Regions from separate parts of the Mus musculus genome. Here region 2 is linked to region 1. A link is a contact called in ENCODE Hi-C or POLR2A ChIA-PET data. All regions are on one chromosome and are shown on one strand. Each heading gives the region's core, a stretch centred on a gene start or an enhancer-like site at or near the end of the contact. The rest is flanking DNA. Distances are from core to core; before and after follow the strand shown. Region 1 overlaps Nckap5l (NCK-associated protein 5-like). Region 2 holds the start of Nckap5l (NCK-associated protein 5-like).

What was found. Hi-C counts contacts between places; a loop is a spot of excess contacts on that map. ChIA-PET counts read pairs that join two places held with the same protein, here RNA polymerase II (POLR2A).
Region 2: a loop to region 1 is called in a map of heart, with 3 times the contacts of the local background. The contact joins the promoter of Nckap5l here to the enhancer-like site in region 1. A Hi-C loop is called at or near these places in 21 of 37 maps with a recorded cell type or tissue (CH12.LX, CH12F3, Patski and 10 more). POLR2A ChIA-PET finds 5 or more read pairs at or near these places in 5 of 5 experiments (Patski and embryonic stem cell).

Annotation. Positions count from the first base shown.
Region 1 is chr15:99,418,843-99,423,668 of GRCm38, forward strand. It overlaps Nckap5l (NCK-associated protein 5-like), which reads right to left. Exons shown (of 13, transcript NM_001001884.1): 11 at 4,524-4,826; 12 at 4,294-4,436; 13 at 3,192-4,066. The coding sequence ends at 3,857. Among named protein-coding and RNA genes, the nearest start is that of Nckap5los, 12 kb to the right of the region's middle. RefSeq lists an enhancer at 1,112-2,715. Within about 2 kb of position 2,045, at least 3 of the 3 ENCODE cell types and tissues checked have a DNase peak (open chromatin) inside an H3K27ac peak, as active enhancers do; they include gastrocnemius, heart and left cerebral cortex, where a contact is called at or near this core.
Region 2 is chr15:99,455,050-99,459,875 of GRCm38, forward strand. Nckap5l (NCK-associated protein 5-like) reads right to left here and starts at 2,699. Exons shown (of 13, transcript NM_001001884.1): 1 at 2,583-2,699.

The DNA.
Region 1 (4,826 bases), core at 795-3,294:
TCTTTTGGACAGGGTCTTACTGTGTAGCCCTGACTGTCCTGGAACTTGTGAGGTAGACCAGGGATTAGAGGTGTAGACCACCACAGCCCTGGAACTCACTCTGTAGACCAGGCTGGCCTCGAACTCAGAAATCTGCCTGCCTCTGCCTCCCAAGTGCTGGGATTAAAAGTGTGCACCACTATGCCTGGCTTCTATATATTTCTTATAAATATATATTATATTTTTTATTTAGATATTATTTATTTTATGTGAGTACACTGTCACTGTCTTCACAAACCAGAAGAGGACATCAGACCCCATTACGGATGGTTGTGAGCCACAGTGTGGTTGCTGCGAGAATTGAACTCAGGACCTCTGGAAGAGCAATGCTCTTAACCACTGAGCCATCCATCTGTCCAGCCCCATATATTCTTATAAAACATATATACTTACATATTTTATTTTAATTAAATATATTTATGTGTGAGCAAGTACGTAGCACACAGAAGTCAGAGGACAACCGATGGCTGTCTGCTCTCTCCTTCCACCATGTGGGCCTGGAGAAGTGAGTCAGGCTTGGTGGCAAGGGCCTTTTACCCCTGAGTCTGTACAGGGGTCTGACTGTTTTTGAAACAGGGTCTTCTGTAGCTGAGGCTACTACATTCTGCAGCTCAGGAAGGCCTGGCCTCCTGCCTCCCAGATGCTGATGCCAAAGTGTCAACACCTCACACCTGGCTTCCAAAAGACCATTTCTTTCTTTTTTGTTTTTGTTTTTTGTTTTTTTTTTTGGAAACAGGGTTTCTTTGTGTAGGCCTGGCTGTCCTAGAACTCACCCTGAAGACCAGGCTGTCCTAGAACTCATAGATCTGCCTGCCTCTGCCTCCTAAGTGCTAGCACGCTGGGCCTTGCTTTCTTCTTATGACAATCTATTATTGAACCTGCGATTTACCATTTGACCCAACTGGCTACTTATCAAGTCCTGATATCCACCTGGCTTGGCCCCCTCCCCCACCCCCAAGTGCTGAGGTTATAGACACACACCTTCAAGCCTGGCTTTTATGTAGGTGCCAGCTATTTGAAACTAGGGTTCATGTTCCCACAAGCAAGAACCGTACCCTGAAACTGGACAGAGGGCTGTGAATCAACCCAGATTTGTAGGTCTTTAATAATTAAAACGTTTTTAAAAAGCTGGTCCCCGGGGCTGGAGAGATGGCTCAGTGGTTAAGAGCACTGACTGCTCTTCCGAGCCAAAGGTCCTGAGTTCAAACCCCAGCAACATGGTGGCTCACAACCATCCTAATGAGATCTGACTCCCTCTTCTGGTGTGTCTGAAGACAGCTACAGTGTACTTAGATATAATAATAAATAAATCTTTAAAAAACAGCTGGTCCCCTTCCCTAAAATCACAGACGACCCCACAAGTACTTACCGTGAACTTTTGGCTTTAAGAGATTTATTTATACACTTGAATTACCCCAGAGAATAAGGGCGGGGATCTAGAGCTGGGGTTTGCTACAGAGCATGTTTTCTTTTTTTAAACTTTTTTTTTTAAAGGAAACAAAACATACTATTTGTGGGGGGGAAAAGTAGAAAAAAGGAAATAAAATAAACCCCTGGCAGCCTTAGAGAGGCTATTTTTTTTTTCTTTTTCTTTGTGTGTGTGGGTGTCGCGGAGGGAGGGGTGGGGGCGGGGGGCTTCCTGCAAAAGGAGAGGTGCCAGTGTGCGGAGCCCGCCTCTTTCCCGCCTTTTGGCTTTGGCCTTTTGGGGGAGGGCAGCTGTCTGGCAGTCTGAACTTCCTGTGTTTGGGAAACCCGGCTGAGGTCTTACATGAACATTCGCCCATTGTTCTTGAGGAGAGTGAGGTCACAGTAACTTTACAAGCAGCTGTTGCAAACCGAGACACCAAGTGTTCTGCCCCAGCCATGATCAAGGAGGTTTTCAGCAAAGCTTTCCTTGAGCGCCAAGAAACCGGGCTCCCTGGAGTATCAATAAACCCACATGCTCCCGCCCTCAAATTCTTTCAGTTGGAACCGAGCCCTGGGTCCGGGGAGGGGGGCCATTGTCATGTGGGCTATGGCTGACTGGGATCAGGCAGGAGTTGGGGGAGGGGGAGATTGTCATGTGGGCTATGGCTGACCATGGTGGGCAGGGCTGCCTCCCGGGACCACTATGGTTCCTGCAGCCTATCCTGCCCTGGGACATTTCTCCAGTCAACTCATTCTGACCCAGGGACCGAGGTGGCACCTGGTATTTTCAAATTCCTAGCATACTGAGCAGACCCTGTCGAGAACATGGATTTTGGTCTTAGCTTTGAAGTGAAGATGAAAGCCCACCATGCCAAACTCCTTTCCAGGAAGGAATGGGATCTAGGAGGCCAACGCAGTTCTAACAGGAAATGATGTAATGCATCAGGCTTAGGGCAATAACAGGTCAAGAAACCAGTCAGGAGTTGGTCAGAAACCAAGATGCAGACTTCCGTTAGTACACCTAGGAAGGGGCAGGGACAAAACTGCATTGTCAGACCCTGTTCTGGTCTTGTTAATTTCTTCAGTGATGGCGTCAGCTAAGGGAAGATGGCAGATGTGGGCGGAGCGTAGAGCGTGAAGGAGAACAGGGGCGGGGCCACCTGGCCTCAGGCTGCTGATGGGGCGGGGCCACCTGGCCTCTCAGTCTAATATACAGATGAGGAAAACCAAGGTTTGTAGTGATAGGTTTTTTTAGGAACGCCAGCTCTGGTGATAAATATCCTTGGCTTCTAGTGCTCCCGAGTCATATAGAGATGGTTTATAAAGCACGAGGAAGTGAGTTGAGAGACAGCATAGTGTGCCGGTGTGAGGGTAGTCCTCTCAGGCTCTTCCCCTCTCGGCCTGGGTAGTCACTGACTGTCCCGTGTCTATATATAAAGCCAGTGGGACTGCTCCGAACTGGCCAGTCCCCAACCTGGAGCATAGAGAGGTTTGAGCGCATGATCACAGGCCTCTTCCCCATCTTTCTCACCAAGGCTGCATGGCCTTGTGTGCCCTCTGGTCAGTGACATCCTCTGGGCTTCAGATCTACACAGGTCACTGTAAGTCACCTTCTAGCCAGCTCCTCCAGGGGAAGGGCACAGAGCCTCATTAGAGCACCCGAGGGTCCCTGGACCTACCCACCAGTCCACCCGAAGGATTATAGAGAAGCCAGCAAGCACAAAGGGGGGGCTGCCACACAACAGTCACGGTGGGGAGAGGCCTCCACGTTTTATTAGGGATGCTGCAGAAGCAGGGCTGCTTTTCAACAACAGATAAATTAACCGCAGTGCGGGTAGGGGTGGGGACTGGGCCAGGCGCTTATATATATATATATATATAAAAACAAAGATGAAGACAGACAAACAGACCCCACGATGTGGGGAAGGGAGGCAGCACCATTCAGACAGCAGGGAGGACCAGGGCAGAGTGAAGGCGACTTGTCCCCCTCACCCCCAAACTCCATAAGCCTGGGGCTTCCAAAATCAGCCCCATGGGGGCTTTGGGGCAGGGTTGCAGCCAGGTTGGGCAGAGGTGGCACAGCTGGCGGGCAGGAAGCCTAGCACCGCAAGATGGCTCGGCCTGAAGTGGGAGCTGGGACAAAGCAGCCTGGAGCCCCCGGTCCCGTAGAGCAGAGCCTTACTCTGGGGGAGTCAAGGGACTGGGGATGAGGTCTCTCCCTGAGCTGAGCATGGTTGTCGCATCCACAGCAGCAGTGGCATACGCCAGGGACCCCCCATCGCCTTCTTATCCTCTTTCTCCTTGGTCCCTTCAGGTCAAGCTTCACCGGCCCAAAGGCGTGGGGCGTGGAGCGCGGAAGCAGGTCGTTGAGGGTCCCTAGCTCCAGAGGAACTGTAGTGGGTGCGGTCCCTCAACCCTGACTCCCACAGGAGGATAGCGAGTCATAGAGGGAGTCACTTAGGGATTCTGAGGTCTCCAGCCCGGGGGCGCCCCCGCTGGCCACTCGGCCTTCCTCGCCCATGTCCGACGTGCTGGGGGTACGACTGCCTCCAAATGCTGGGCCCTGAGGTGTAGATGTGCGGCTGGGATCCACGCTCTGTTTTCGGTCTACGGGCAGGGCCTAGAGGAGAGGTACTGCTCAGAGAGGAATCGTAGCCACCCTGACTGCTGTGGGGGTCCACAGAGGCAGGAATAATGGAAGCCTTCTTCCAAAATGGGATGGGTGGGCGAACTTATCCTCACCTCCAGAGGAGGTGCTGGCTGGCTGTACACAGCTCAGAGACATCCATCTCCCAGTCTCTCCCTCCAGGCACCCAGGCCTCTCTCTCCTCCCTTCTGTGGCCTTACCATGGGGGTTCTAGGCAGTCCCTCCAGTTGTCGGGGTGGGCACAGGAAGGGGTCGCTGGAGCTGCCAGCTGTTCTGGTGTTGGGGAAGGTCCAGTTCTTGGCCAGCTGGACAGGTGGGGGAGGGCCTGGGTCTTCACAGGGATCTGTCCAAGAAGAAGGGGGAAGTGGATGCATTGGTCCGGCTCCAAGGAGCCTCTTAGGGATGCCCTACCACTTGAGGGGACACTCACCATCGGGACAGGTCTGATGGCTTCGGTGGCCTGGGGGAGCTGTGAGCAGTCCAGGGAAGGCTGGCATGCTGGGGTGTCGCCCACTCACCAGCAGCTCCTCTATGCCCGGCACCTCTCGCTCTAGTGTGTGGGCACGGCGGGGGACTTTGGTGAGGCCTGGAGGCCGAGCTGGGGGTGCCCCTGGTGGGGGATCCAGGCGCAGTGACTTGGTCTTGGGGAGATTTTTGCTGGGGGTTCCGCTGCTGCTGTGATCTGGGGGTGGGAAGGTCCCAATGCCACTGTCCAAGGTTCGAGTCAAGGAGC
Region 2 (4,826 bases), core at 1,449-3,948, 37 kb after region 1:
CTGCCTAGCAACAGCTGCACCCTTTGCTCTCACAGGGACTCCACCAATAACTGCTTTCTGGGAAACTGACTTCCCTGGGAGTTTCCACTATCCATTTAGAGGGCTTCACACCAGTGAGGGAGGTTTCTTAGGGTTTCACCTACAAGCCCTCTGTTGATGCTTCACTCACACAGGCTGGCAGGGCTGGGGCTAAAGGGCTCCCCGGACCTAGGGAAGCTGAGAGTGAAGGACATTGCAGGAGAATGTGCCTCACATCCCGGAGCCTCTTTAAGTACCACCATCTCCTTCATCTGGGAGCCCAAGGACGAAAACAAATGAGAACATGGAGCTGTTTGGTTCTTGGGCTGGGAAGCAAGCCCTGACCTGGAGCACTAGAGTCCCGAGAAAGCCCTACCTCAGAGGTAAGGGGGCTGGGCAAAGCAGGGCAGGGGCAGCTTCCCCCTGTTGCTTGGAGGTACAGAGGTGCAGTGTGTGGAGACAGCAGGTAGGATGGGCAACAGCAGTGGGGCCCTCCTTGCCTTCTTCCCACAAGAGGGTGGATGAATGTGCTGGCCTCCCTGGCTTGGATCCTAAAACAAGTCCCAACAGCTGAGATGCAAACTGTCTGCTGGGAATCTGCCTACCCTGCTGGCCCTTGGCTGCCTCCTCCTCTCTCAAACCCTCCCCAAAGACCCAACTCAAAGACTGGCCCAGTCATGATGTCTCACCTTGATGGGTGGGCCGAACCTGAGCCAGCAGGAGTTCATACCCCAAGGCACCGGGGTGAGCAGAAAAGGCCTATTCACGGGCGGAACAAAGTTCTGTTTTTCTCAATCCAAAATGCTAACCCTAATAAACTGTAGCCCAGCAGTTTAGCTCTCTTAACAGAGCCAGCCTGCTGGAGGACCCTTCACCCCTCACCCCTCGAGTCACCACCTCTGTGCATGTTTGTGTGTGTGTGTGTGTGTGTGTGTGTGTGTGTGTGTATGTGTGTGTGTGTATGGGAGGTTTAGATCTTTCTGGTCCTACTGCTGAGCTCTGAAGATGAAGGAAACTATGCTCAATAGAAGCAAACCATCTTGCTCAAGGTCACAGCGCAGGCTGCAAGACCAGGGCCCAGGGCTCTTGACTCTGGCCATCCTGACAGCAACTCAGTGCACATACACGAATATTCTCTGCCATGTGGTGGAGTGCATCCCTTCTCTGAAGCCCGACTCTTCCAAAGGCTAGAGCTGGAGAATACTGTACAGCCAAAGACACCTTAGGTAGACCACAGGTGCTGGAAACAAAACCAAACAATCTATGTGGGAATACAAGGAACTCTGCTCACACACTAGGGATGGGTTTTAAAAATCTGAGAGCCAGGTTTTCAGGCCAGATTGGGAGGGGGGGGGGTCCTGTAAGATTGAAGAGGGTCTACAACAAAGCAATTGTACAATGCTCACTTCCCCTCAGAGGCCTGAGCACACAATAGTGAGAGACTCCTTCCCCATGGTTCCTCAAACCAGTCCTGATTGCCGGCCTCTGTCTCCAACCACTTCCTCTGGCTGACAATTGTGTTTAAGCAGGAGGGCCCACTGGAGAACGGGAGAGTTGGCGGAGAGGGAAATCAAAGATTGCCTCCAAACCTAAGGAAGCCTTCAAGCCTAAAACCTCCAGCTCCTGAGGAAGGCGGTCTTTAAAAAGCAGCTGTTGGGCAGGCTGGGTGGGTTCATGTGAGCCCTCTGGAAAACCAGGCTTAGGAGATGAAGGCCTTCTGTGCCCTTGGGACAGCGCCAAGGCTAGAGAGACAAGAGGGGCCTTCCGCCCAGGATATAAAAAGAGGGAGTTGGGGTCCCAACTGCCGCTCTCCTGGGCCTGCTAAACCAAGGGAATGTCAGGCACAAATAAATTCTCTGCATTCTTTTCAGCACCCCAGCCCAAACCCAGAAACCTTTTCAGTCGGGGCTGCCCTGTCCCTTACTCCAGCCCAACCCATCTCCTTCGCTCAGCCTCTATTCAGCATGCAGGTTGTCGGGTTCCCTTCTTCCCACAGCCCCTCAGAGCCTCAGCAGGGTGGTTCCCAAGACCCGGTCACTCCGCCTTTCCCCGCCTCCCCCACGCCCTACAGCCCCGGGCCACAGGGACTGGAAGGAGTGCGAAGGGGTGCCCCGGGCTGCAGTCTGCGCCTGCGCTTTGGGGAGAGCCCCCTCCCTCCGCAACCCAGCACCGCTAAACGCTACCGGGACCGTGGGATACGGGGAGGGTGGGATGCGCAGTGGGGGCAAGGTCAGTGCTTTCAAAGAGGGAGGGACACCCGCCACCGGAACATCCCCCCACTCCCGAAAGTTTCCCTTCCGGGGCCACCGAGTGTGCGCGAGGATGGCGCAGGGGGCGGGAGGGGGTGGGGTGGGGGGGTGGACAAAGTCACAACAGGACCCCTCCTGGGAGAGTGCAGCGCGAGGGACCGGCAGGCGTCGAGGTGTGGGCCGGAAGCCTCGCTCGCTGCCCCTTCCAGCCAAAGCTGCCACGAGAGCCTTTCACTCCACACTCCGCGGCCCCCACCCGGGGCGTGCGGCCCCCCACCTCTCAGCCCGTTAAATGCCAAACAGGCCTGAACTTACCGAAATCAGGTGCTGAGCTCGACTGGCTTGGTCCACAGGGTCCATGGCCGCATCTCGGGGGCGGGAGGGCGAGGGGGGTGCAGGAAAAGGGGGGTACCGGAGCCACCTCTTGATGTCAAGGCTTTAAAGGGGCCAATGAGCCCCGCCCCTCGCCCAGACCCCGCCTCCCTCCTCCCGCTCAGCCAATCCACGCTCAGCCTGGGTGCCTGCCCCTCCCAGCTCTATCCAGATGTTCCCAGGACGAGAGCTAAGTCTGCCCGGCCGGCGCGCGCCGCTTCCGCCCGAGTGGGCAGGGCCTCCCCTCCCCTCCCCCCTGCGGAGAAACACTCTTCCTCAGGCCGGAGCTGACCTGCAAAGCCTTCGCGGTGCTCCCGGTGCTCCTGGTGCTGGGGATCGGGATGCCAGGCCCGGCCGAGTGGGACTGGAGCCGGGGCATTTAGAACAGAGAAAACTAAGTAGGTTTGCGCGGGCCCACGGGCATGCGCGTCTGCTTCCGTGGGTCTGGGCGTGCACGTGTATGTGGTTGAGAGCGTGTTTGTAATTTGCTGCATACGTGTTAGGTGCAAATCTACAGGAAGAGGCTTGAGTGTCTCCTTGGCCTGAAATGCACCCGCCTCTCTTTTCCATCTCTAGGTCGGGGACCTCCCAGAAATCTGGAAACTGGAAGCGAGGAACAGGCACATGTGTAGAAAGCAGTGCTGGTTTAAGAAGCAAGGCAGACCCAGGCGTGGTTGCTCATGAGAAATCCTCGCACTTGTGAGGCAGAGGCAGGTAGATCTGTAGTGCAGAAAAAAGAGACTGTGGTTGGTTTTTAGCTACTTTCTGTCAGGGAAGAAGAAAGTACAGTCCAGTCACTTCACTAACCGGGAGGAAACAAGCTAACTCTTGCAGGCCTTTGCAACTTAAGAGCTCAGTACGGTTGTCCTTGGTCTGTTTGTTGTTACTGATTGGTTGAGACAGGATCTCTAACTCTGGCTAGCCAGGAACTCATGATATAGGCCTGGCTGACCTTGAACTTGTCATGATCCTATAGCTTCTGTCTCCATTTTGGTCCTTAAACACTTCCTTGCCCTTCGGTGGATACCTTATAATCCTCAGCTATATGCACTGTATTAACTGGCCTGGATGCGCACACAGGGGAATTCAGAGGTATCTTTGGACACTTTGTATATTTTATTAATATTGCTTCTCTCTTAGGTGTACAAATGAGACTTAAAGCAAAATTAGTCCAGTAAAAGAACGGGTGCCCTACAAGAATGTAGGGTGGTCAGGTTGGCTGGGATGCATTTAAGGGGTCCTCTCTGAAGAAGGCATTTTAGAGTGGGAGTCTAAAGATGGAGAACTTGAGTAGGACCCAGGCAGGAATAAAGACAAGTGATTGGCAAGAAGCTAATTACCAGAGTGGGATAGCAAGCAAATCCTCTTTTGTAGGGGGGGGGGGGCAATGCAAGAGGTTTTATCTGGAAAACAGAATGAGCATTTATATAAGGGAGTCATTTTGGATTAAACAACAACAACAGAAGAAGAAGAAGAAGAAGAAGAACAACAACAACAACAACAACAACAACAACAACAACAACAACCACCACCACCACCACCACCTCCGGTCTCGCTGTGCAATTCAGGCAGACTTCCAACGCTCTGCCCCCCAGTGTCAGGACACAGGTGTCATGTACTGGGTGTCAGGACCGCAGGTGTGCCACCAGGCCTAGAGCATGCATGCACACACCAAGCATGCACTCTGGTGCCGAGCCAAATCCACAGCCTTCCACTCCCTCTTCATCTTGTTTCTTGATGTTCTTTGAGGGTGCCTTTGGACACTACAGGACTGATTAATCCTTGGCCAGTCATCCCGTATTTACGGAATAGGGATTAATGTGCTGACCCCGGGGGGATAACAATAATTAGACACAATCTCCCCTCAAAGGGTTTTGAAGCCCAACACAAATGATGTATCTGCGGTTCTTGCGTCTTGGGATGGAAATCTTAAGTCCGTCAGGTATTTCTAACTATTTTAAATGTTTTGCAGGTGACTGAATTTTTGGAAGCAAATGACATCTAGATTGGTTGGGTTTTTGTTTTGTTTTGTTTTGTTTGTTTGTTTGGTTGGTTGGTTGATCGAGACTGAGTGTACTGGAATTCTCTCTAGACCATGCTGGCCTCGAACTCAGAGATCTACCTGCCTTTGCCTCTCTCCTGAGTGCTGGGATTGAAGGTGCGCGCCATTGCCCGGCTTAGAGTGTT